2 separate regions of the Homo sapiens genome follow, and region 1 is linked to region 2. Evidence: chromatin loops called from intact Hi-C (ENCODE). Cell type or tissue: mammary epithelial cell. All regions are shown on one strand. Each heading gives the region's core, and the rest is flanking DNA. Links, peaks and the distances in the headings are about the cores only.

Evidence for each region. A loop is a pair of places that touch in the nucleus more often than their neighbours do. Peaks named below come from ENCODE experiments on the same cell type or tissue, not always from the same donor. Only the 100,000 strongest peaks of a DNase experiment are listed, where the experiment ranks them.
Region 1: it touches region 2 in a loop (26-fold over the local background); 19 of 110 quality-filtered maps call a loop at or near these places.

The regions. Positions count from the first base shown.
Region 1 is chr13:97,025,934-97,036,672 of GRCh38, reverse strand. No RefSeq gene overlaps it. Among named protein-coding and RNA genes, the nearest start is that of OXGR1, 37 kb to the right of the region's middle. In mammary epithelial cell, for the core only: CTCF peaks have their summits at 5,422 (motif pointing left) and 7,778 (motif pointing right); no DNase peak of the experiment used is centred there.
Region 2 is chr13:97,207,565-97,218,303 of GRCh38, reverse strand. It overlaps a transcript of MBNL2 not described here. Among named protein-coding and RNA genes, the nearest start is that of MBNL2, 9.4 kb to the left of the region's middle. In mammary epithelial cell, for the core only: a CTCF peak has its summit at 5,354 (motif pointing right); DNase peaks (open chromatin) are centred at 5,333, 5,603 and 7,903; H3K27ac peaks cover 2,605 bases.

The DNA of each region.
Region 1 (10,739 bases), core at 1,206-9,205, 180 kb after region 2:
GCATATTTACTATTATCCTTTTATACCTTCAGATGATTTCTTGTTGCTCGTTAATGTTCCCTTCCCCTTCCCATTCCCCTTCCCCTCCCCTCCCCTCCCCTCCCCTTTTCTTTTTTCTTTCCTTTTCTTTTCTTTTCTTTTAGACAGCGTGTTGCTCTGTTTCCCAGGCTGGAGAAGTGGCCTGATGCCAGGTGCAGTGGCATGATCTCGGCTCACTGCAACCTCCACCTCCTGGGCTCAAGCAATCCTCTCACCTCAGCCTCCCCAGAAGCTGGGTTTACACCACACACTACCACACTTGGCTAATTTTTATATTTTTTTTGTAGAGAAGGGTTTTTGCCATGTTGCCCAGTTTGGTCACAAACTCCTGAGCTCAAGTGATCTGCCCACTTTGGCTTCCTAAAGTGCTAGGATTACAGGCATGAGCCACTACACCAGGCGTCATTAACGTCCTTTTCTTTCAAGTTGAAGAATTCTTTTTAACATTTCTTGTAAGTCAGTTCTACTGACTTACAAAAGCCCTCAGCTTTTGTCTGCAAAAGTTTTCATTTCTTCTTCATATCTGAAAGATGATTTTTCTGTATATAATACTATAGGTTGTTGCCAGTGTTTATTTTCCTTCAGCACTTTGAATATGTCATCCCACTCAATCCTGGCCTTAAGGTTTCTGCTGAGAAATCTGTTGCTATACATATCAAAGTTCCTTTATATGCTATTTGCTTCTTTCCTCTTGCTGTTTTTAGGATCTTTTCCATATCTTTGACCTTTGAGAGTTTGATTATATGCCTTGAGGTAGTCTTATTTGGGTTGAATCATTTTGGTGTTCTTTAACCTTCTTGTTCTACTCTGATCTTTCTCTCTCTATCCTCTTTAGGGCCAGTAACTCTTAGATTTGGCATTTTGAGAATTTGTCAGTGGGCTTCATTAAATTTTTTTTTCTCTTCTGACTGTGTATTTTTATACAGCCTATCTTCAAGCTCATTACTTTTTGTCTTCTGCTTGATCAATTCTGATGTTGAGAAACTGATAAAATTTTCAATTTGTCAATTGAATTTTTTAGCTCCAGAATTTCCGCTTGATCTTTTGTTTTAATTTCTATTTCTTTGTTAAATTTCTCTGATGGAATTCTGAATTCCTTCTGTGTTATCTTGAAGTTTACTGAGCTTCCTCAAGATAGCTATTTTGAATTCCCTATCTGAAAGGTCATGTTTCCATTACTCCAGGATTGGTCAGTGGCGCCTTATTTAGTCCTTTTGTTGAGCTCATGTTTTCCTGGATGTTCTTGATGCTTGGGGACATTTGTTAGTGTCTTGGCATTGATGAGTTAGGTATTTGTTTCAATCTTCACAGTCTGGGCTTATTTATACTCATCCATCTTGATAGGGCTTTCTATGAATCCAAAGGGGATTGAGTGTTGTGTTCTAAGCCTGTGGTCACTGGCTTAAGACAGTGACTACTGTCCTAAGGGTTGTTGTCCTAAGAGTTGCACAGGAATCCTGCAACTCTTTCAGACTCCTAGATACACAGCCTTGGTGGACTTGGGAAAGATAAGAGAGAATTTCCTGGTTACCAGGCAAAGTCTCTTACTCTCTTTCCTCTCTTTTCCTCAATCAGATAGAGCCTCTCTTTGCTCTGAGCTGCCTGGAGTTAGAGAAAGGGTGACACAAGCACTCCTGGGGCCACCATAACTGGCATTGCACAAGGACACACTTGAAGTCTTGCAGACTAGCATAGTACTGGGGCTCACCCAAGGCCTGCAGCGACTACTTACTGGTTGCTTCTCGTGTTTGTTCAAGGCCCAAGACCACTATCATCAGCAGGTAGTGAATTCTGCTGAGACTGGATCCATACCATCAGGGCAGTGAATTCTCTTCTGGCCCAGGGTGGGTCTAGAAATTCCATCCAGGAAAAAAGACCTCAAATCTTCTTGCTCCTTCCCCCAAGCAGAGGAGTCTCTCCCAGGGCTGTACTTCCTGAATTGGGGGAGGAGTGATGCAGGCACTCCCTTGGCCACCACAGCTCCTTTGGATTGTACCATAAGTCCACTGCCTCTGAAATTAGTGCAGCACCAGGGCTTGCCCAGGGGCTGCAGTCCTTTGTGGCCTGACTGCCACTCAAATTTATTCTGGGTTCCAGCCAGTGGTGAAGCTGGCTAGAACTCACGTTCCTCCTGCTGGAATGAGGAAATCTCCTCTGGCCCAGGCTGGTCTAAATGCTGCCTCGGTGGGCACCAGCAGAATTATGCTCTGTGTTGTGTTTTGCCATGACAAGGCAGGACTGAGCTTCAATGCAAAGTCACACCTCACTTCACTCTCTCTGCCAAGCTCACAGATTCTTTCTCCATATGCTGCCTGGGGTTGGGGAACGGGTGGTATAGCCAATGCAAGACTGTCTGTCCTACCTTCTTCAGTGCCTCCTTCCTTTATATTATGTTCAAACAAGGTACTGTGATTACTCACCTGATATTTTGGTTCTCATGAAGGTACTCTCTTATGTGGATAGTTGTTCAAATTGGTGTTCCTGCAGGAGAGAGATTACTGGAGGGTTCTATTCAGCCATCTGACTCACAAGTAGATTTGTTAAACAAAAGGAATAAATGTTCAATATTCCAGAACTTACGTTTTGCCAAGGCAAGGATTTCCCTCTGTTTTATTTAATAATGTATCTCAAGAACCTATCATATAGTTAAAACTCAGTGAATATTTGTGCAATAAATGAATTCCACTGAGACTGGGTCCATACCATCAGGGCAGTGAATTCTCTTCTGGCCCAGGGCGGGTCTAGAAATTTCATCCAGGTAAAAAGACCTCAAATCTTCCTGCATTTGTGGCAGTGCCAAGTTAATACAAGGGTCAAGCAAAAGTTAGGCTTTACTGCTATATCAATATAGGTTTTGTTATTATATATCTAAATTTATATAGATGGATACATTATGAACACATATGCATGTATAAAATACCTTTATTTTAAAACATTTGATATAAACCTTGAAGTTGAATACAATTCTAAGGTGAAATTCATCATGGAGGGTTTTCTTGGAAAAAGCAATTCAAGCAAATGCTAGAGGAATAAAAATACTTGTTCAGCTCAGCAGTTTGGAGTCTTATAGATCCGGCTAAGTGCCTGGAATTCTAGGTAATGGGGTGAGAGATGTACTGAAAGGTTAAACTAGGGTAGAGACATGGTCAGATTCCCACTTGAGATAGGCGAGGCTGATGGCCATGTTGGGATGGACTCAAAGGAGGCCATGGGTCCAGAAGAAGGCCTACTCTATGAAAGTTTCTGTAAGGACAAGAGAACTAGTAGGCTTGAGAGATATTTGGAAGACAATCCACAAGACAGTGATTGACTGTAGAGTCATGGTGAAGGATGAAATGGTGTCAAGACCCACGGACAACTGGATGACTTGTAGTCCCACTCACTAAGACAGGCAATACATGAAGAGGTTGGGGATGAGAATACATGTTGAGAGACTGAGATGCCTATGCAACATCCAGTTGGAAATGCCAAGCAGAAAGTTAGAGAAATGTAAAGTTTGCTGTGGAGTTTATCTATAAACATGTGGATAAAATAGCTACATATATGCATATATGTACACACATATCTTTTAAAAAATAATTTTCCTTTAAAAATTATGGGTACATCATAAGTGTATATACTTATGGGGTACATATGATGTTTTGATACAGGCATATTGCATTAGTTTGTTTTCACACTACTATAAAGAACTTCCCTGAGACTGGGTAATTTATAAAAGAAAGAGGTTTAATTGAGTCACAATTCTGCATGAATGGGGAGGCCTCAGGAAACTTACAATCACGGCAAAAGAGGAAGCAATCACCTTCTTCACAAGGCCACAGGAGAGAAAAGAACAAAGGAAGCACTTCCAAACACTTTTAAAACCATCAGATCTCGTGAGAACTCACTCACTATCATGAGAACAGCATGGGGGAGATTCCCCACCATGATCCAATCACTTTCCTTCGTCGACATGTGAGGATTACAATTTGAGATGAGATTTGGGTGAGGACACAGAGCCAAACCATATCACATACAATGTGTAATAATCACATCAGGGTATTGGGGTATCCATCACTTCAAGTATTTATCCTTTCTTTGTCTTAGGAACATTCCAATTCTACTCTTAGTTATTGTTCAATATATAATAAATTATTATTGACTATAGTCAACCTGTTGTGCTATCAAATACCAGATCTTATCTATTATACACACATATACTCCTTCATCCATAGCTACATGTAACTATATATTTATATGTGAAGATGTAATTTATCTCATATACCTATATAAAAAGAAGTTTATCAGTAAAGAACAGTTGATATAACTTTATATGAGAAGTGAGTCCTGGTTTAAATATTGATTTCAGACATATGAAATCAGAAATATCTGATACCTGTGTAGATAAAGCAATGGATAGTTATTTTATTTCATATATAAAAATATATGAAATATATAAGATACGGCACACACTGATGTTCCAAAATTTTATCATGGAAGTGAATGTATTCTAAATGGTTAACTCTGGGAGATCACAGAAGTTTAAAAAAATTGTTATATCATGGTATGAAATGCTTAAATTCAATATTCTGCAAAACTCTTACACACAAACATCAAAGATGAAAAATTCCATGCAAAAATGGAGAAGGAAATAATAGAGGAAGACTGCAAAATCATCTGACACAGTGACTCAGTTGGATAGTATTAGAAGAATGCAGACTGGGGACCGAAGCTTCTGCTCCCATACACTAGGGCTCCTGCAGAACATGGTGACTCCAGGATTCTACAATCTGGACCTAGGGTAAAACTGGGAAGCAAATTTTGGCTGCCATACTGTCTGTCCAAATTATTATTATTATTATTATTATTATTTTTTTTTTTTTTTTTTTTTTTTTTTGAGACGGAGTCTCGCTCTGTCACCCAGGCTGGAGTGCAGTGGCGGGATCTCGGCTCACTGCAAGCTCCGCCTCCCGGGTTCACGCCATTCTCCTGCCTCAGCCTCCCAAGTAGCTGGGACTACAGGCGCCCGCCACTACACCCGGCTAATTTTTTGTATTTTTAGTAGAGACGGGGTTTCACCGTTTTAGCCGGGATGGTCTCAATCTCCTGACCTCGTGATCCACCCGCCTCGGCCTCCCAAAGTGCTGGGATTACAGGCGTGAGCCACCGCGCCCGGCCCCAAATTATTTTTTAAAATAAGTAGTTTTCACAAATACATGCTCCCTCTGACAAACACACTGTCTGTACTGGATATAGGGCCAACCTTAGCATTAAATTCCAAATGAAAATGGGAGGAGAATTCTTACTCATGTAAACATAGAGTAACTTTGACTTAAGACCTGCATTGTTTGAGTTTTTGCTTGTCACCAGCATGATACAAGGGAAGATTACGTTGTGTCCCCATCTTGTGGCCATGATATGTAACATTGAGCATAAAGAGCCACAGTCCACTTTGGAAGTATATGTATTTGTCACTATCTTAATCTCAAATTTGTTATCCAAATTGTCCCCTTTCTATAAGACCTCTCACCTGACATTCACTACTCACCCCTCCCACACACAAACTCACAGCCTTAATAATTATTAATGACCTCAACTATCTATAGCCTTTCTAATTTCAGTGGTCTAAAATTTATGCTGTAATCAGATTACAATTTGCAAAATAAAATGTAAGAGGTTATCTTAAGTAACACCTCTTTTACACAGAGTATTTGTTTTTCCATTCACACCTCCCGCACCACTGCCCTACCCCTACCATCAGCCAACAAATTATGTCTTTTTTTGGAAGCTTAATATTTAACCAGTTGAGTTTTGAAGCATTTGAAACTTTTGCCTATTTAAAAACTGACTTCCTGACTTATATGAAATTTCAGTATGAGTAGCCATATACTAAATAAAATTTAAAATTTCAACCCTTTAAACATTTACCAACTACTGTGCATATCAGCCAGCCCTCGATCCTTCTCCCTCCTGAAACTTACTCCATCAGTAACACAAACCCAGAGTGGTGATGGAAACAGCATGGGCTCAGGCACCATCAGGCAGACAAATTATAATAGTCTGTAGTCATGTGCCCATCATGCCCACTGATCAATATATTAAATAAAAATAAATGTAGAATGAACCATGTTATGTTGAGAGAGACGTCAGAGATTTTTGAGATGCAGATCCTTCATGATAACTGAGAATGAACATGTATTTTGCTTAGAATCAATGATGGGTAAAACCTTCTGAGATCAGCAAGAGGGAAGTTATCTTTTGCTAATGAAACTAGAATTTTAAAACAGTGATCCTCACTGAACAGTATACTTGGGTTGTGTGGAGGGTGGCGGCAGGTCAGAGGTAGGCAAAGCAATTACCAATATATTTTTTAATTTTAGAAATGAAGGAAATAGTTTGGATCTGTGTCCCCACCCAAATCTCATGTTCAATTGTAATTCCCAGTGTTGGAGGTGGGACCTGGTGAGAGGTGATTGGATCATGGAGTCGGTTTCTTATGCTTTAACACCATCCCCCTTAGTGCTGTCATGGTGATAGTGAGTCCTCTTGAGATCTGGTTGTTTAAAAGTGCGCAGCACCTCACCCCGCTCTCTTGCTCCAGCCATGCGAAGCAGTGTTTCCCCTTCGACTTCCACCATGATTGTAAGTTTCCTGAGACTTCCCCAGAAGCCGAGCAGATGCTGCCATGCTTCCTATACAGCCTGTGAAAGGGTGAGCCTCTTCTCTTTAAAAATTACCCAGTCTCAGGTATTTCTCCATAGCAGTGAGAGAATGAACTAATACAGAAATTATTATTTTGTCCTACGGACTACAGAAGTTAAAGCTTTGAGGAAACTCTTCCCAGATGGTGGCTGTGACTCTCTAGGAGGGAAGGAAGATGTTGAGATTTTCAAGTTTATCAAAATGAGCCAAGGATCAAAAGTATCTGAAACACTGCTCTGAAAAATGAAGGATAGGCTGGGTGTGGTGGCTCTTGCCTGTAATCCCAGCACTTTGAGAGCCAGAGATGGGCAGATCACGCAAGGTCAGGCGTTCGAGACCAGCCTTGCCAACACAGTGAAACCCCATTTCTACTAAAAATACAAAAATTAGCCGGGCACGGTGGCATGCCTGTAGTCTCAGGTACTCCCAAGGTTGAGGCAGGGGAACTGCTTGAACCTGGGAGGCGGAGGATGCAGTGAGCCAAGATCACGCCACTGCACTCCAGCCCAGGCAACAGAGCGAGACTCCATCCCCCTCCCCCCCAAAAAAGGATATTATGCCTGGCTTTTACTCCCTGATTTAAAATCTTTATTTGGCTCTCTAGTAGAAAGCAGGTTGGTGGCAGGTCTAGAGAGAATACTTGGACCCTATTCCTATTTTCAAAGTGTGTAAGAAATCACTTAATGTTTCACATTGTTTCCTCTCTGTGATGACCTGTTATGTTTTCAGTATTAAAACTCCTTTATTACAACAGTTTCATTAAACATACTATTACCTCCCTAAAGGCCAAGGCTGTTATAAACATATATTTTTTAATTCCATATTTTTTTTTACCATAAAGGTAATATACATTTAGTATAAACGAATAAATTCAAACATTGATACAGAGAAAAAGGAAAGTTCTTTTTATGTAGAGTGAAGATTAGAGACGAAGTAAAGGTCATGGCTTGGTGGTTAAACACAATCTGACGTGGCCGTCTTATTGGATGGTAATTCCATCAAAAACCGGTGTCAAAATATTCGGCTTCTATGGTAATCACCAGGCCTGCCACTAGAGGGCAGACATGCCTAATTTTGTGATTAAATTTTCTGGAAATGGGATTGAGGCTTTAAGGAGTTTTTTGCAGACCTGACAAGGAAGTAAAACAAAAACAAAACAAAACAACCGCCCTCCTCAGCAATTCTTAAAATATAAAAGAGAGAAAGAAAGGAAAACTGGCTATGTAGCTTTGCTCAGTTCCATTCAAAACACTGGACAGCTACACATTTTTATGTGTATGCAGGTAAGCAAAACATGCTAGCAAAATATGGCCTGTGGCTAGAAATTTCAGGATAAGAGAGAGAGTAGAAATGCTTTTAAGAATCTCCCAGAGGCCAAATGACCAAGAAGGTAGAAAGTCAGGGTAGATGCTATGTCTCTCTCCCACCCATAAATGTGGATAGGGTTCTAAAAATTGAGAGATTTCCGGCCGAGCGCGGTGGCTCACGCCTGTAATCCCAACACTTTGGGAGGCCGAGGAGGGCGGATCACGAGGTCAGGAGATCGAGACCATCCTGGCTAACACGGTGAAACCCCGTCTCTACTAAAAATACAAAAAATTAGCCGGGCGTGGTGGCTGGCGCCTGCAGTCCCAGCTACTCGGGAGGCTGAGGCAGGAGAATGGCTTGAACCTGGGAGGTGGAGCTTGCAGTAAGCAGAGATCGTGCCACTGCACTCCAGGCTGGGCAACAGAGCGAGACTTGTCTCAAAAAAAAAAAAAAAAAAAAAAAAAAAAAAAAAAAAAAAAAAAAAAAGATTAACCAAACTGATAGATAGTACTCTTTAAGTGAAAGGAGAGAAAACAAAAATTAGAAATATGAAGAATGAAAGAGCATATCACTCCAGTGATTGAAAGGAAAATAAAGAAATAATATAAATAACTTTATGCCAATAAATTTAAAAACTCAAATGAAAAATAAAACCTCCCAAACCTGATACAAAATAAGCAGAAAATGTTATTAAGGAGATTGAATTTGCTATCAAAATCCTTCCCTCAAAGAAAATGTCAGGTCCATATAATTTCACCTGTGAATTCTATCAAACACTTAAAGAAGAAATAATAGTAACTGTACACAAATTATTTTGGAAAGCAGAAGAGGAAGAAGGAATATTTTCAACTCATTTAATGAGGCCAGTACCATCCAGATATCAAAATATAAAGAACACACAAACAACAACAAATAAACCTTGCAAGAAAAGAAAATTATAGGTTAATATTACTCAAGAACATACAAGTGAAAATCCTTAACAAAATATTAGCAAATTGAATCAGTCAATATAAAAGAAGAAATAATACATCATGGGGTTCATTCCAGGAATGAAATGTTAGGATAACATTTGAAAATAGATGCTATTCAGCATGTTAACAGAATAAAGATGAAAATTCATATGATTCTGAGTTCAGTAGATGCAGAAAAAGAATTTGACAAACTCTGGCTCCAATTTGTGATTAAAACTCCTACAAATGAGGAATAGAATAATAACCCCATCTCCATTTTTGGTTCTGTGGAGATGGCTGAGGGCTCCCATGAGTCACACATGCTTGAATCTCTTCAACCAGCCCTGATGTGACTATATGCTCTGATCTTTGCATCCTTCTGAGGCACTAGCAAAAGGTTGTCTAGCCAAACTCTTGGTTTCTCCTCCAGAGTGCACTTTCTGATGGTAAATCTCCTAATTTTAGAACTTTTGCAATCTGCATAAACATAATTTTTCAAATCACTGAGTGTTGGTTTTATTTCACTTACTAGTTGTTCCCTCGATTTATTTCTCTCCTTTTGCAGTTTACTGTAAGCAGGAAGAAGAAAGCAGGTCATTTCCTGAGCATGTTGCTGGGACATACCCTCAGCTAAATACGCAAGTTTATCTCTTACAAGCTCCTGCTTCCCACATAACTGCAGGACATAATTCCAGGAAGCTTTCTGCATTCCCTAACAAGGGAATTCTCTCCTTTGCCCCACTTTCCAATAACACAATCCTCCTTTCCTTCTGAGTCCTCACTTGGCAGTAACTTTAACGAAGGTTCTACAGTCTGTTGGTGATGATTTAGGTATTCTCTGAAACAATACAAGAAGGCTTCTCACTTCCTTCTGACCTCTCGCCAACAGGATATTCCCCATCCATATTTCCCCTAATAGCCTGCTCAAGGCAATCTAGTATTTTTTACCACATTCTGCAAAATTCTCCTACCCTTGCTCATTACTCAATTCTAAAAGCATGTCTCCGTGTTTGGCACTTGCTGTAGCAGCATGCTACTTCCAAGTAGCAAAATCTGTATTCATTTTCTACTGCTGCTGTCATCAATTCCCACATTTTTTTAAATTTAAAGAACTTCACTTTCTTAAAAGACTCATAAAATTTGAACTTCAAATGGTTATAAACATATTATGTACATTTACCAAGGAAAATAAAATATATCCAACAAGTTTCTTTGTTGGTATATTTTTTAATGTTATAACCTGACGTCTTATTCCAATAACATTTGCTCATTGCAAAAAACTTAGAAAATACAGATAATAAAAAAGAGAAAATAAAAATCATCTATTGTCCTGCTACCCAGAGAGTTTCTGTTGATTCTATATACACACGTGTCTGTCCACGTCTATCTTATCTATATCTCTATCCAAATAGATACACATGTAGAGACACATACACAAACACATGTACACACAATTTTTACAAGTTGTATTATTATATTAAACTTTTAACAATACATGTTAATGGTAAGAATACTACTATTCATCAATATTGTGTTCTTCTCTACTTCTAAGGGCATGAAATGACTTACTTCCCTCTCCTTTGAGGTTTGATGTGGCCGTTGACTTTGGCAAATAAAACATAAGCTGAAGTGACATAAGTTACTTTGAAGTACAAGCATTTTAATCCCTAGTAGTGATGATCTGATATGCTCTTTTCTTGCTGTAACTCGGAGATGGAAAAAAAGAGATTTTGCCATAAGAGGGAAATATCTGGAAATGCT
Region 2 (10,739 bases), core at 890-8,889:
CAAGTAGCTGGGACTACAGGCACCCGCCACCACGCCCAGCTAATTTTTTATATTTTTAGTAGAGATGGGATTTCACCGTGCTATCCAGGATGGTCTCAATCTCCTGACCTCATGATCCGACCTCCTCAGCCTCCCAAAGTGCTGGGATTACAGGCGTGAGCCACTGTGCCCAGCCGGCCCAATTCTTCACCTAAATGTACCAGAGATGACTCATTTTTACCTTGTCCCAAACTAAAATCATTTTTTATTTGATCATTTCCCATTTCAATAAGTGAAAGCATCATTTCTCTTACGTTTCCCACTTTGGTAAATGGAGCCACCATCTTTGATGCCTAACTCTTTATCATCACCAACAACCAAATGGTCCCACACCCTGTGAATTCCTGTCTCTGGAATCTATCCACTCCTCTCCATCTTTACTGTTGGGCCCCTAATTAAACCCCCCACCACCTTTTACCTGTTCCTTACCTCTCTGCCTCCAATTTTGCCCCTCACCTTTCACTCCATTTACCACACCTCAGCCAAAATCATCTTTTTAAAAATGTTTACATGCATAAACTCACTCCATGTCTCCTCATTATCTTCCAGAGAAGTCCCCTAACTAGTTCCCAACTATCTTCTTTCACCCTCCTCTTGAAGTCACTTCCTTCCTACCTTTACATCCAGTATTATTAAACTAACTTTAGTCCCTCAGGTGTGTCATGTCTTTTCTAATTTAGAGCCTGGATTCCTTCTTCATGAAAAATCTTCTATTCCTTTCACACCCATCTAACATCTTTCTATCCAGCAACACCCAATGTACACATCACCTCCTCCAGGAAGCCTTCTTTGACCACCATGACTCTCACGGCACCTTGACATTTTATTCATCGTAGCAATTGTCACAGTACATAGTAAACATGTCTTGCTTGTTTATGTACCTCGCTAGAATCTATGAGGGAATGAACCATGTCTTTCCTATTCATCAGTTTATCCCCAGTGCCTAGAACATGCATTGCATAATAGCAGACACTTTCTGAATAGTTGTTGAATGGTTAAATGGATAAACTTGGAAATGGCACTGGTAATAAGGTGATAAAGACAGTTACAGGGCTTAAGTAAAAAAATTGGTAGAGAAGCCATAGAGACATATATATTATGTATAATGTATAATTATTATATATAATATGTGTACTATATATTATATGCATACTGTATATGATATGTATATATCATATATTATATACAACACATATGTGTATATATGTATATATTACATATTATGTGTATATTATGTTATATGTATATTCTATATTCTATAATATGTATTACGTATATATTATGTATTATGTATACATTTTATATTATGTATATAATATGCATATTATACATTATATGTGTATTATATATTATACTCTATGTATGTGTAAATATACTACATATGTAATAATATATATCCATGCATGCACACACACACACAAGCACACATGCACGAATTTAAAGTTGGACCGGAGAAGGAAAAGAAGCAATGCATAAAAGCTGAAAGGCACAATGCAGTTATGAAGTAATCTCCTTTGCTGGGCATACCAAAGTTAGCAAGCTTATAGTCAAGGAGAAAATTAATGTTTGATGATGTTTAAAATCATGGTGATTTCCTGAGAAACAGAGTCTCCCTTTGAATAGAAAAGGATAGGTGTCTTAGGACAGATGGTAGTGTTTGGTTTACTGGAAGAGATGGCCTGGTCCCTAGAAAGGAAGAAAAAGTTGTTCATAGCAAGAGAGAGATGAGACAGAAAGGTAAGTTGCTGACGGGCCTGGTCTGTGATTATTCAATCTTAGGGCTTATTTCTCTCTCAACATAATGTTTCAAGCCTATCCCGCCTCTTTGTCCTTTAGTATGTACTGCTATTTTTTACTTTTTTTTCTAGTTATTTCATGTATAAACCAAATCATAAGCCCCCTGAGGGTACAGACCTTGCATTAAAGTACTTTTCGTCATCCACAATGCCGAACATGGAGTGGTGCTGAATTCATTTTGGTTGATTGATTTCTATTTAGGATTCTGGAGAAAATTTACATACTTTCGAAGAGATTAGTATTTTTTTTAACATGTTGGTTGAAAATGCAGCAGGGAATAGAAAATTGGTTTTATAATTTTCAGAAAAAAAAAGTTATGGTGTTTTTTCCTGAATTTATCGCAAGAAATGTCAACTGGTTTTTAATTTTTCTCCAGTAGGTCTAGAGGCAGAAGATGGGAAAATTAGGACTAACATTTTCTGGGTTAAGGAAAATAGGAGGAAGCAAATTGCATAAAGCATGTAAATGAAATCATGTGTGAGACTCCCTTAGCATAGAACATGGTACATAGCAGTGCTCAATGTCTGTTAGCCACTATTTTTACTGCTACTATTATCATTATCAACATCATCATAGCCCTTAGGGCTTAGAATCCTAGTGAGAGTGATTTCTGTATGCCAAAAAAGTGATAACTAAAGTAGAGATTTCCAAACTTCCTTGCTTCATGACACTCTTGGTATTCCATAATTTTTTTCACTGTGTCCCTAGGCCAAAAATAATACCTAATTGTTCCATTTATTAAATAGCTATATCCAAATACCTTAGTAAGTGCTTATGTTTTAACAAGTAAGGAGTTATATGAAAAGTTAATGCAAAATATTTGAAAAAAAACATTTTTCTTACATGCTTAACTCGAATTAGTTTTTAATGGATTGTAGCATGCCTATCTCAAAGCTTGAAATCAGTTTGCAACCACAACTCTCATTTCCTGTTCCACATTGCTTCTTGCATGGTACTTGTTTTATCAGCTTAACAACTACTAAAAACCCAGCTTTGCAAAGATATATGTTACCATCAAAAGGAACAAAGTGTGATTCTATTGAAATCATGAATTACCTTGAGCTAGTAGGTCGCACAGTGTCTGACAGATGATGAATATTGCTGTATTTCCTTAGAAAATGTACAGCAGCCCATGGAACCCCAGTGAATTCACTACAGTTTCCTAGGGTGCCTGAGAGCATGGTTTGGGAACCATGGCACTAAGGCAAAAGTCCCAATAGTTTGGCCAATGTTAACTGTCTCATTGTTTTTCTGGTTTGATGGTCATATCATGCCTCCTGACCCAGGCCTAAGGGCATTTGAAGTCGCAGAGAGGAGGTCAGGTCAAAGGTTACAGGACATGCCCAGCCCTTAAGCTGTGGTCATGTGAAATCCTCCAAGCGTTGGAGATGGGGGCGAAGCCTATGGTTCTCCAGGATTGCAGATGTTCTCTGGGCCAAAGAAAGAACACTCTGAGGCAGGGGCTGAGTGATCTGCCCACAGTTGATGGGCCTGGGAACTTGCCAGGATCATCCACCTTTCCAAATGGTGAATTGTAAATATAAGCACAAAGAGGAAGCAGCAATGAGCATTTCCCCTGTCACTGTCTTCAATAAAATTACAGACTTCTTTTGCAGCTCCTGACTGCTATTCTTCTGGGCTGGCTGAGGGATCACTGTGCATCTGTCACTGTGCTCACTAGAATTCGCCCTTTCTCCTATAATAAAGGATGAGTATTCTCAGCCCCTTCTCCACCTCCTTCTATGAAAGTGGTGTTTCTGACAGAGAATGTCCAAGCCTGAAAGGTGGGTCTCTAAGCTGCAGGTGAGGGCTGTGATCTCCCTCCTGTTGGGATACTTGAAAGTAAGATTTTTCTGTCTATAACCTTCTGCCCACCTTCTGACTGAGGGGCCAGGCTGAACATGGGTCCAGTGGCTATCGGATGGAAGGACATACACTCATGTGCTATACTTTTCCTTTTGTTTCTGGAGCATTTACTGCCTTTTGTCAAAATTTATAATCTACTTGATACTCATTACTGGTTGTCCAGTACCCAACATATGGGACTGACAATAAATATTTGTTAAACAAAATTTAGCAGGACTGAAATATGGTACAGGATGAGTAGGAAATTGGGTTTGAGACACAAGGCCAAGGATCAAAGCTAATGTGGCATTTCTAAGGGACTTCCAAGGGTCATTAAAGCCAAGTTTTAAAAAACCAGGAAAGAGTCGAAAAGTCAAAACTACCAATTGAGAGTATCACTTTGGTGTCACCAAATAGTGTATGCTATGGCAGAATCAGGATTTTCTATTTCTTTGATGCTTGATGAGCAGCTTAGATCCCTACAAAGAGTTTTTAATGGAATCAAAGGGTCTTTAATAACCTTTTCTTTAATGGAATGAGAATAACGTAACTTGTTCTTCAACGGTTCAGAAGTGGGTGGGTTCTAGCACAAGACTGTGGTGAGATTGTAGGAGTCTCTGTAGCAGTGGAAGTATGTGAGCCTGCTGCCTGATGAAGACATTGTCATCTCCAACAGGGAGTATGGAATGGACGTGGGGAATAGATGAAGCATATAGCATGTGTGTTATTGTAGTGTGATGACAATCTTGACTTTAAAAATTAAATGCAACTGGTTTTGATTTACTACAATATACCGTTCCTGAAGGAAAGACTTGTCAGTGCTCCTATTCCCCTCTCCATCTCTTTCTGTTTATTTTAGGATCACCACCCTACCTAGATCCACTTGTTCACTCATCTGATTAGGGTTTATCACGTGACTTGCTACATGTTGGTCCCAATTGAAACATTCATGATGTAAAGATAAGCAAGATGTAGATGGGACCCCGAGAATCTCACATTATTTCACATGATCCCCAAAGTGAGATCTCTGGGCACTCATCTCAAATGTTTCTGAAGAAAAGGACCCAGGGCTAAGTTTGGAAACCGTTGAAATCACTCATTAAATGTGTGTTTTTACCGAAGGACCTCTCAGAGCCTTGATTCTGGGAATGTGCATTGCAAATTTCCAAGACGGGGTTTTCTAGTTCACTGTGTCTGAGAATTAATTTTACCAGAGGCTCTTTTACTTAAAAAAAGAAATCTAACTAGTATGGTGTTCTTGGGGGTTTTATTTTGGAAAACTCTGGCCCAGGTAAAATGGTTTTTTTTTCCTGTTCATTAGACCGTGTCCATCTCTGCTTCTGCCTATCTTTCTTCACATTCAGAACTTCCCTCACTCTCTTCTGTCAACAACCATAGCTTCTAGATCTTTCTTTGTCACCTCTATTCAACCTCATTCAACTCAACCTCTTTTATTTGATGCTATATGTTCTTACTTGACTGAGGTCCTTAGCTTTACTAACTTGAGGCATCTAGCACACCTCAATGCTACTTTCTATTTGTTTCTCACAACCATGGTTATCTGGGAAGTCCCTGTGGCTCCAGGATCTCCTGTCTGGACCAGATCTTCACAGTAGCCTTTCTCCTCAGGCAAATCTTAGAGAAGATTTGCCCGGGTTTTTCTGACCAGTAGAGGGCCCTTGGTAGCTGTCTAGTGACCTATGGGCATAACTACCCTTCCAAAGCTTAACCCTGTCTAAATTCCATGTTTCAGCGAAAACATCAATTTCTGGAAAATGTGTTACTCATCTCTTTCCTCCATCAAATGCTACTCATGACAAGCACTTCTGGGGTGCTCACATAGTGTTGACGACAAAGAGAGACATCTATTTATTAAATATGTACATAGTGATTATACTGAGTCAAGCACAATGCTATTGTGTGAAATCCATGACACTATTATTATCTCAGGTTTACAGATGGGAAAACACCTGAATGATTAAGTAACCTTTCCAGGGTCGCACAGCTGGCAGGTGGTGCAGCCCATTTGCCCCAGGCAGGCTGGCTTCAGAGGCCATGTTCTCTACTGCGACACCTCACTGGCTCTAAATGTAATAGAAAAATTATATGGCAAATCAGAAGGTGCTAAGTGCAAAGAAAAAAGTAAAAGGAAAAGGAGAATTTGGGCCTGGTAGAGGGGATCAGGCAATCAGGTGGAGCTGGGAGGGGGTAGCTGTGGCTTCTACTGTGGGGGTAGCTGTGGCTTCTACCGTGGGGCCAGGACAGGCTCATGCAGAAAGCGCCCTCTGAACAGAGACATGTAGGGGTGAGGGAGTGTGTTTCCACTGTCAAATGAATAGAAATCTCTGGAGAAGTGTGTTCCAAGCAGAATATTCAAACCCCAGGAGCAATTCTGGAAAACGTTCATGTGGGAGGGACTTCTGCATGCAACCACTTTGGCCTCTAGTTTGCCTGAGTCCCACCCCTTGTTTCTGAATTCCACTGATACTGTTCTCTTTGTACAAAGGGCACCATTATCAAGAGCCATAGCACGGTGGCTTCTGCCTGTCTTTCTTCAAATCCAGGACTTTCCTCACTCTCTTCCCTCTATCAGCCACCATAAGCTTGGAGATCTTTCTTTGACACCTTTAGATATTTCCCCATCTCCCCTTTCCCTAAATCCAAAATACTGCTATCTCTTTCCCAGTAGATTCATCACACTAACTCATTCCGATATCCATTTAGATCTCGGCATATAGTCTTGATAAATTAAAATTTCAAACTTACGTAAAATGTTCTGCCTATTCTCCCAAGGACATGTGCTATGTTTTATAATGAAATTTTAATCTTTATTTTTAAAATAATTTGTGCAAAGAGAAGGCATCTGGCTTTGTTTTATCTGCTACAGAAAAGGGATCATGTCATGGGTATATTCTTTACCAGAAATGGGCAATTATTTTGCCTTCCAGCTGGATTAGAGAGAAAAACAGGCTCACCTTAGCAACAGCATTCTGATGCTGATGTCATCACCTCACATCATTTTGGTCTCATGTCACTGCATTCTTTCTCTAAAATCTCAAGCCACAGCTTTATAGATCTCTGCATTTAGAAGGCTTAATGAAAAAGGAAGAAATAACCATACTTAAATATTCACTGAGTCATTCTAATCTTGAACTCTGTTAGCAGGTCCCTTTTCCACAGCAAAACAAAATGAGAATTGTGCTTTTTCTACTCCAGTTTTTGCTGCAGCTTTGCCTGCAACCCTCGTCTCTCTCAAGCTCAGGCCCACACACTCCTGCTCTATACCCCCAACCCATGGGATTGCCAACCTCTCCAACAAGCCTAATCACTTACAAATAGAATGATTTTATTTCGCAAAGCAGTCCAATCCTGAGACGATTATGGTGAGCTTACAATCATGGATCCTAGGGCTAGAAGAAATCTTTCATCTACACCCTAGCTTCTTATTTGAAGATGAGGAAGCAGACAGCAAGACAAGGCTTACTTTTGTAAAAGACAGAAAAGATTTTAACTCCCTGGAAGTTTGTGGCTCCTCAAAATTTCAATGAGGATTCTCATAGGGTGTCAGATCATGCATCAAATGTTATGTACCTCACCCCTTCCCTCACCCCACCCAACCCCTGCCTTCCTCTCCCTGCTACCCTTTCACCACCCCTCTTCTCCATACACAAAAATCCCATATACCCAAGTCACTAAATCACAGCAGCCAGAAATCCTTCCCACACCAGGAACTGGACTGAGTCCCTTCCACTTAGAAGTTTCAATACTGACTTTGGTCTCACAGCAAATAACATTTAAAAAACTGAGCACTTTGGGAGGCCAAGGCGGGTGGATCACTTGCGGCCAGAAGTTTAAGACCAGCCTGGCCAATGTGGTGAAACTTATGCCTGTAACCCCAGCTACTTGGGAGGTTAAGGCATGAGAATCACTTGAACCTGGGAGGCAGAAGTTGCAGTAAGCCACGATTGCACCACTGCACTCCAGCCTGGGCAACAGTGTGAGATTCTGTCTCAAAAAAAAAAAAAAAAAAAAAAAAAAAAAAAAAAAAAAATTCACAGTTGTATAGAATCATTTAAATTGTGTTTATGTATAGTTATAAAATTTGTATATATCAATATGAAAAATTCACTGTCAATGAATAGAAAACTATCCACATACATACTACACTTTGGTAAAATCAGGCTCTCCGTTTTCAAAACCACAAGCTATGCCACAAAGACAAAGACTTCCTTTATAAGCTTTCATCACACACTAACCGTCATGTTCTAAAAGTAATTTTAAAAGTTCTCAATTTGCTGGGTCCCTGACTAAGAAACACAGATGACATTTTTAATCTATTTGAATCTTAAAGTTATTTTTAACATAATTAAGCATTTATAACCTTGCTTTATAGATACATACTCTGAGTTATGTAACATCACTGAGCTAATACTTTGGACCACACTTAGAAAAAAATCTCTGTTCTTAAGATTTCACATTTAAATATACTGAGGACACTTTGGGTTTTTTTGGTTAAAAGTCAATGTCGGCCAGGTGTGGTGGTTCATGCCTGTAATCCCAGCACTTCGGGAGGCCAAGGCGGGCAGATCACCTGAGGCCAGGAGTTTGAGACCAGCCTGGCCAATACGGTGAAACCCCGTCTCTACTAAAAGCACAAAAATTATACAGGCATGGTGATGCACACCTGTAATCCCAGGTACTTGGGAGGCTGCGGCATGAGAATTGCTTGAACCCAGGAGGCGGAGGTTGCAATGAGCTGAGATCGTGCCACTGCACTGCAGCCTGGGTGACAGAGCAAGATCTTGCCTCAAAAAGTTAAAAATAAAAATAAAAAGAAGTCAGTGTCTTTTTTTAAAGAACTTTTTAATATTGACAATAGCCAAACAAAAAGTTCATCAAACTTCTAGAAAACTAGAAATTTTACCAAATGAGCAATGAGTACACATTTTTCATAGTGTATAAACTAATAAGTATTAATTGCCTTAATTAGACTCACTGACACCCAAATAAGGGTTTTATCATCGTTCTCAAAGAAGACAAAGGGGCTAACTAATTTATCTTTATGTCTTCAATATTGGAAAGATTATTATAAAGCATTAATTGCACACTCTCCTTTGAACACTACTTTGCAGTAATTTATCACTTCATACTCACTCAATCTGGGAAGTCACTTTCTTTACCTTCACTTTACAAGTAGAGAAGTTGAGGCACATCAGGTTAAAGACTTAATCCTGGGTCTCTAAAGAACCTAGTGGCTGAAGTGGATTCTGTGTAAAATTTAGGCCTCTTAGTGGGGCAAATACTCACAGTCTAATCCTAAAAGTGGAGCAAAGATTCGTACTCTATTAACATGTTTTGACAGGGAGTTGGCAAGCTGGCAAATTTTGGTGGGTTCTCTTGTTTATATAGAAGAAAATAATAATGGGTGACATTATCCTCGAAGTAGAAAACAGAGAACTTCCTGCAATATTTTAAAGGAAATATAGGGATTTAATTTAAAATATAATTACCCAAATCATGTCTTTCAAGGATTTTGAATTCATTTATTGTACCTTTTTAGCTGGTTGGCTGGCCAGTTTGATTTGTTTGCCCCCGCATTTAAGAACTCTGTTGGATATAAAAACCACTCACAGTTTGATCAAAATAATAATTTTTAAGTGTACATTCTCAGTTTACTTAATTGCTGAGTTTATGTCCAGGGCCACTGTGTATGACCATGAAGGTTGCATGCAGAAAATCTCTAGAGCATTATTTAGGTCATACTTACCATTCTACAGTCCACATTCTTGAAGTATATGTACCGCTGGAGTTGTATAGTACACAACCTACTCAACTGTACACATCTGCCCAGTTAACATCTTTAGATTAAGGTTAGGGTTGAGGAAGGTGAATGTTATTAGAGGTTGATCTCATTATTAGGAGCTTCTCACCTTTGGATAATCTTTGTGTTTCTGCCCTGGCTCTTTCCTAGTTTTGTCATTATTTTTCCAAATTTCTCAAGTCCCTGACCCACATGCATCTACCACTGAGACTTTTTTTACATGGCCTGTAATAGGGTAAAGACTAGGGACTAGGGTTTCTACACCCCGGGAGATTGATTAGAGAAATCCATGAATCAGCTTTTACTTTTGTAGTTCTAGGAACTATCCAGTTCTATTGTACAATCTGGGCCAAGCTGTGGGTTCCACAAAAGGCTCAAGTTCCAGCCCTACAAAGGAATCAGAGGTATGTTGTCCCCTGCCTAAGTCACAATAATGATCCTCAATCATTGATTCCTACATCTATTAATTGGCACTATTCCTGTCCAAGTCTTTCTCATCGTTTTCCTGCTAAATAATGGTCCCACAACATGATCTCGGAAAATAAAAAAGAATTCCCCTTTGGGCTTATGTGGGAATCAATGCATACTACATTGTCCACTTGGAGATTCACATTGCACATGAGCATATTAAAGGCTTTGAGAAGTCCTGCAAGAAACAAAAGTTTAATTTTGTTTATCTCCAAACTTAATTTCACGGACTCAACACCAGTCCTTGAAAGCAGCTGGGAAGGAGGCTGTACCCTGCAAAACCACAGGAGCAGAGCTGTTCAAGACCATGGGAACTCACCCCCTTGCATCAGCATGACCTGGATGTGAGACATAGAGTCAAGGGAGATCATTTCGGAACTTTAAGATTTGACTACCCTGCTGGATTTCAAACTTGCATGGGGCCTGTAGCCCCTTTGTTTTGGCCAACTTCTCCCACTGCCTGTACCTCCACTGTATCTAGGAAGTAACTAACCTGCTTTTGATTTTACAGGCTCATAGGTGGAAGGGACTTGCCTTGTCTTGGATGAGACTTTGAACTGTGGACTTTTGAGTTAATGCTGAAATGAATTAAGAATTTGGGGGACTGTTGGGAAGGCATGATTTCTTTTTAAGTGTAAGAACATGAGATTTGGGAGGGGCCAGGGGTGGAATTATATGGTTTGGCTCTGTTCCCACCCAAATCTCATCTTGAATTCCCACCTGTTGTGGGAGGGATCTGGTGGGAGGTAATTGAATCATGGGGGCAAGT